Regions from separate parts of the Homo sapiens genome. Here region 1 is linked to region 2. Evidence: chromatin contacts called from ENCODE Hi-C or POLR2A ChIA-PET data. All regions are on one chromosome and are shown on one strand. Each heading gives the region's core, a stretch centred on a gene start or an enhancer-like site at or near the end of the contact. The rest is flanking DNA. Distances are from core to core; before and after follow the strand shown.

Region 1 (3,296 bases), core at 775-3,274, 150 kb before region 2:
CCCTCTCCCAAAGTGCTAGGATTACAGGTGTGAACCACCATGCCTAGTCTAATTTTTTATTTTTTGAAGAGATGGCATCTCCCTATGGGTTCAAGCCCCAGGCTCATCTTGAGCTCCTGGGCTCAAGCAATCCTCCTGCCTTGGACTCCCAAAGTGTTGGGATTCTAGGCATGAGCCACTGCACTTGGCCAGCTGAGAACTTTGGAAGCCAGCAGTGTGCTTTGTGAACGAAGGCTGTTTTCAGTGGTTTATGGCTATACTTCAGGGTTCAAGTGTTGTTATCTCCCTGGCTGCTTGTGAGCAGCTCCCTTGCCCCAGTGGGGGGAAGTCGTGAGTGGCGATGGACAGGCACTGTCTAAGGTTTCCACATTTGACGTTTGATAAGGGCAAACATTATTTTCTCTCCTGGAATGGAAGAAGTTGACAAGGAAGAAAACCCCCAAGTGCTCCTGAGAAACATCGTCCTATCCTTAAGAAAAATATATTGGCTGGGCACAGTGGCTCACACCTGTAATCCCAACACTTTGGGAGGCTGAGGCGGGCGTATCACAATGTCAGGAGATCGAGACCATCCTGGCTAACATGGTGAAACCCCATCTCTACTAAAAATACAAAAAATTAGATGGGCGTGGTGGCAGGCGCCTGTAGTCCCAGCTACTCGGGAGGCTGAGGCAGGAGAATAGCTTGAACCTGGGAGGCAGAGGTTGCAGTGAGCTGAGATTGCACGACTGCACTCCAGCCTCGGCAACAGAGAGAGACTCCATCTCAAGAAAAAAAAAGAAAAGAAAAATATCTTCACACAAGTAAAGTGGCACCAACTTCTTTCACCTTATAAACCCTTTTCCTTTAAATTTACCCATTCGGTAAGCACCAGACCTGGTTTTCAGAGACCCAGAGAAATTTAGAAGAACATACCAATGGTAGGAGATGTATGGGGAAAGAAATAACCTTTTTTGGCTTGGCTCAGTGGCTCATGCTCATAATCCAAGCACTTTGGAGGCCAAGGTGGGAAGATCATTTGAGCCCACAAGTTCAAGATCAGCCTTGGGAGAATAGTGGGGCCCATCTCTTTGAAAAATTTTAAAATTCACCAGTTGTGGTAGTGTGCACCTGTGGTCCCAGCTACTCAGGAGGCTAAGATGAGAGGATCACTTGACCCCAGAAGGTGGAGGTTGCAGTGAGCCGAGATTACACCATTGCATTCCAGCCTAGGGGACAGAGCAAGACCCTATCTCAAAAAAAAGAAAACCCAACCACCTTTTCTTCCCCATCAGTAGGTTCACATCTGAAGCCCCTATAACAAAAGACAGATTAAGAAGAGAAAAGCATACACATTTATCTTATGTAAGTTTTATGAAACACTAGAGCCTTCAGAAATGAAGATCCAAAGAAACAGGGAAACCTATGTGGTTTTTTTGAGAAGGAGTCTCGTTCTGTTGCCCAGGCTGGAGTGCAGCAGCCCAATCTCGGCTCAATGCAACCTCTGCCTCTCAGGTTCAAGTGATTCTCCTGCCTCGGCCTCCCAAGTTGCTGAGAGTACAGGTGCCCTAACCTATGTTTTTTTCTTTTTCTTTTTTTTTTTTTTTTTGAGATGGAGTTTCGTTCTTGTCGCCCAGGCTGGAGTGCAATGGTGTGGTCTCGGCTCACTGCAACCTCGGCCTCCCGGGTTCAAGCGATTCTCCTGCCTCAGCTTCCCGAGTAGCTGGGATTACAGGCATATGCCACCACACCTGACTAATTTTGTATTTTTTAGTAGAGATGGGGTTTCTCCATGTTGGTCGGGCTGGTCTCGAACTCCCGACCTCAGGTGATCTGCCCACCTCGGCCTCCCAAAGTGCTGGGATTACAGGCGTGAGCCACCGCACCCAGCCTAACCTATGTATTTTAATGCTAAGTTTGATGAAGAGTGGACAGGCGTGCAGAAATGTGATTGAACAAAGGGACATGACCTAATGGTAATAGATCGGGGACTTGCAAGACAAGTTTGTTCAGATTCTTCTCTGTGTGCTTGTGTCTTCAGAGATAAGGACATTCCTTTCCTCTGAGTCCAGAGAGGACACCTCAAAAATGAGGGTTTAATGACCTGCTTCAGGGGAAAAGGGTGAAGGGAGGGTGAGGGTGACCTTCCTGCCTTGGCTGTTTTCTCAAATGTCAAGGGGCCACAATTTGGGGTAGCATGTCCTGACCCCTATGAGAGACTTCAAGGAAGATATTCAGTGTGCTCTTGTTATCACCTCATCTCTTGGGATCTGAATAATCAACAACCAGAAAGGTCTTGCATGCTTATGGTGGATTGCCCAGATGGTCACTGTCCACACAAAGTGGTGTTGACAGGATTCAGGGTCTTCCCAGGAGGGCGTATGGTAAAGCCTTGCTGCATGCCATCCTGATGCTCAAACCAGGGTAGAGGACGATGAAACAGCAGTTTCTTTGTGAGGAGACGGACCCCAAGAGGGTGGTTCTGATCCATACCAATATGGTTTGGTTCTGTGTCCCCACCCAAATTTTGTCTGTAATTGTCATCCTTATGTGTCCAGGGAGGGACCTGTAATCCCCACGTGTGGAGGGAGGGAAGTGATTGGATCATGGGAGCGGTTTCCCTTCTGCTGTTCTCGTGATAGTGAGTGCTCACGAGATCTGATGGTTTTATAAGAATCTGGTATTTCCTCTGCTTGCACTTCTCTTTCCTGCCGCCATGTGAAGGTTCTTGTTTCCCCTTCACCTTCTGCCACGATTGTAAGTTTCCTGAGGCCTCCCCAGCCATGTGGAACTGTGAGTCAATGAAACCTCTTTTCTTTAGAAATTACCCAGTCTCAGGTAGTGTATATATATATATAAAATATATATATAATATATGATATATTATGTATATTATATTTAATATAATATATTATATATTATATTTAATATAATATACATAATATATTATATTAAATATGATATATAATATATTATATATTATATTAAATATAATATATTATGTATATTATATTTAATATAATATGTAATATTATATATATTATATTAAATATAATATATTTAATATATATTATATATTAAATATATATAATATATATTATATATTAATTATATAATATAAATATATATTTTTTATATATTATATATTTATATATATTATATATAATATAACTATATATAATATATAATATAAATAATTATATATTTATATTATTTATATATATAAATATATATATAAAATATATATATATATTTATATATAAATATATAATACATAATATATATTCATATATTATATATAATATATAATACATAAT
Region 2 (3,244 bases), core at 29-2,528:
AATTTCACAATTCGCATGAAGATGGCTTCTTCTTATTAAGAAACGTTAAAATCTTTGTTTTAATTTCTATTGTGAAATTAAATAATTCAAACTTCAAGTTGTTGGAACTTTAAGTTATTCTGAGCCTTGAGACAAATGTGGCTATGCAGCCTGAGTCACGTGCAGCGGCAACTTCCGCCTTTTTTTCCCCCTGTGAATAATTAAGAAGACCAAACAGCACGAGAGAGAAGACCTCCTCAGATCACCATCCCTCCTCATTGAGTAATAAAGTAATCTTCCTTGGCACGTAGCAATCTGTGACCAATCAAATTGCTTTAATGTATGCACTGGTCTCCTATAGAAAATGTTGTAATCCTCTGAAAATGTCTTTGTCTCTGTCTGTAAAAGTGAAACCTTAACTTCTCCACTTGGGAATGCTGACCATATTCATTTGGAGCTGACGCTTCATGAGTGGCTATCCTCAAGCTTTGCACTCGAATAAACTCTATCCTTAGTCATATTTTCTGAATCTCATTATTTAAGGTTGACACTATTTATGAGAAAAAGATGAAACAGAAACAACCGCAGCCAAGGTGAACTGGTCAAAACTGGCTAAGGTCGTAAAATAAAATAGAACTTTTACAACATACAGATGTGAATTAATAAAGTTTAGGCATCTCAGCTGAGAATAGAAGATTTGTATCTGAAGTCTCACAAATCTGGGTTTCATCAACTGCTTCAACTCAGTAAACATTGCCAGGGATTGCTCTAGGCACAATGCTGTGCTTGACAATGGGCATGCAAAGGCGACTAACATGTGCCCTTTGCCTCCCAAACAGCTACTTTTTAACTGATCAACCTCAAAAGTGCTAAACCTGGGATCACCAGACATTCTGCAGTGCAACTGGAACTTTCATGCTAAAAAAATTCAAACCTGCGTCTAAACAAGCCTCTAAATGTAAACATCAGCTTACAGGAAATACAAGAAGCAAAAGAATGTGTTAGTTACACCATAAGAATGCAATTCATCAAGATCCAGACTGTGGAAAATTGAGCAGACCAAACATATGGCCTGAAAGCCAGAAAGAAGAAGGGGAAGTATCACATATTGAAAGAGCTTAAGAGATTTATCAAATGCACGATGTAGACTTTGCATAGAGCCTATTTGAACACACCAACTGCATAAAGTTATTTTTGAGAAAATTTTAAAACAAACTGGGTATTAGATGAAATCAAGAAATATTAATTTGGGAAAGTATGATAATGTGCTGTGATTAGGTTTTTTTTAAGTGCTTATTTTTAGACAGACGTGATACATTTAAGACTGAAAACCTGGAATTTGCCTTAAAATGATCCAGAGAAACATTGAGTGGTGAGGAGAGGAAGGGGTGGAGAGTAGATAAAACAAGATTGGCAAAATGTTTATACTTGAAACTGGGTAATAAATACGTGAAGATTCATTTTATACTTCCTTTATTTTTGTGTATGTTTGAAAATATTTATAACAAAATGTTTGTAGAAGTAACACACAATTGAGTTTGACTCAGCAAAGGAAGGAAAGAAGAAAGGAAGGAAGGAAGGGAGGAAGAGAGGTAGGGAGGGAGGGAGGGAGGAAGGAAGGAAGGAAGGAAGGAAAAAAAAGAAGAGGGGGAGAGAATGTGCCTGTGTGTAGCAGCAGGAAAGCTGCAGTGAGCTTATGAAGATTTGTGGTGACGGCTGGCTGCCTTCCATGAGTGTCTCAGTCTTGGGAAATATCTTAATTCTGCCCGATGTGAGAAGTAATGGAAGGGTAGCAGTATTATAGACATATAATCTTTTTCTCTTCTGCCCACTTTACTTAATCTTCTCATCGATAATTTGGGACTATCTCTCTGCCTTTGGTTGTTTCAAAGTATTTCACTCCAAAATACAGGTCCCTGGTATAATGAGTATTTTAAATTAAAAACCCTTAGAGATCAATAAGCACTGGTTTTCTCCTATCTATACATACAGGTAGGACAGACTCACCAAGGAGAACAATTATTCTTGCTGTCTTCCCTGTTATCTCCTTATCCATTACAGAAAAGAAGATAATAACTTGCTCCAGGGATCATTTAAATTCCAAAGAGAACTATTTACAAGTTAATTTCTGTTTCCCATACAGTCATTCATTCTAGTAATCATTTATTGCCCCTCAATGGAATTCTTCTCTCCACTCCCATAACCTGTTTTACCAGGATCCAAGCTCCCATTCTTTCTGTAACTGACATCAGTGGGCTGCGGGAAGTCCCCAGTTGCTAGTGGGACCTCCACCCCAGTGAGAATAAATTCAAGGCTGAGTCAGAAAATAGTCCAAGTACGGAAATGTATTGCAAAGTGAAAAGTACACACTCAAGAAAGGGGAGTGCAGGTGTACTCAAGAGACAGTCACATGCAAAGGGGTTTGGAGGGGCTGCCTTTGTGGGTTTCTTTAACTAAGGGATGGAATATTCATGAAGATTCCTGGAAAAAGGTGGAGATGTTCTGGAACTCTAGTGCTACTCATTTTCACACCAAATATGGATGTTCCTGGAACTGTCATGGTGCTGGTGGGTGTGTGATTTGTATGCTAATGAGCGTATAATGAGGTTCTAGGTGAAACCTAGGTCAAATCCAGTGCCACATTGAGTCCGGTTAGTCTCACCCAGCTTAGTCCGCACCCTGGCTTTTAGGGTCTTATCAGCCCATAGTTTCTGCAGCTATTTCTACAGTTTCCTTTTGCTAGCCATGTGAAACCACTGCCTGGAATTTTCTATTCTCCTGCAACCACCCTTGTTATTCCTGTCTCCTAACCTCAGAATGGTATATAAGCTTCTGTACCTCACTGGGAAGTTGGGTCTTCATTCAGAAGGCCCCCGATGTATACATGTTAAATGAATTTGTATGGCTTTTCTCCTATTAATCTGCCTTTTGCAAGTTGATTTTTCAGTGAAACTTCAGAGAGGGTCAAAGGGAAAGCCCTGCCTTGGCCCCCACATGTTATTGAGGTATGTTTCTCATGGATAAAAGCAATCTTTAAGTGATTCTTGGAATTTATTACTACCTTACTGGTAACTCCCTTTGCTTCTATAAGAAACAAAGGCAGAAAGTTGTAGTAAATTCCAGGGCTCTCCATAGAATTATTAACCCGTTATAAAAGTAATAAAGTTGCTGAGAAATTGCCTGCTTGTTTTTTAGGTGTCCTTTGGCTTATTTTGTTTATATACATTACCTAACACCCTAAAACTTCAGGGCCAGGATGTGGGCT

The links. Hi-C counts contacts between places; a loop is a spot of excess contacts on that map. ChIA-PET counts read pairs that join two places held with the same protein, here RNA polymerase II (POLR2A). Pooled maps may share reads with other maps.
Region 1: a map of PC-9 shows a loop between it and region 2 (4-fold over the local background). The contact joins two enhancer-like sites. A Hi-C loop is called at or near these places in 1 of 168 maps with a recorded cell type or tissue (PC-9) and 1 of 50 pooled maps. POLR2A ChIA-PET finds 5 or more read pairs at or near these places in 4 of 52 experiments (GM12878, H1, OCI-LY7 and 1 more).

The regions. Positions count from the first base shown.
Region 1 is chr9:88,343,544-88,346,839 of GRCh38, reverse strand. No RefSeq gene overlaps it. Among named protein-coding and RNA genes, the nearest start is that of SPIN1, 43 kb to the left of the region's middle. Within about 2 kb of position 2,024, at least 2 of the 41 ENCODE cell types and tissues checked have a DNase peak (open chromatin) inside an H3K27ac peak, as active enhancers do; they include PC-9, where a contact is called at or near this core.
Region 2 is chr9:88,195,644-88,198,887 of GRCh38, reverse strand. No RefSeq gene overlaps it. Among named protein-coding and RNA genes, the nearest start is that of SPATA31C2, 59 kb to the right of the region's middle. Within about 2 kb of position 1,278, at least 8 of the 41 ENCODE cell types and tissues checked have a DNase peak (open chromatin) inside an H3K27ac peak, as active enhancers do; they include PC-9, where a contact is called at or near this core.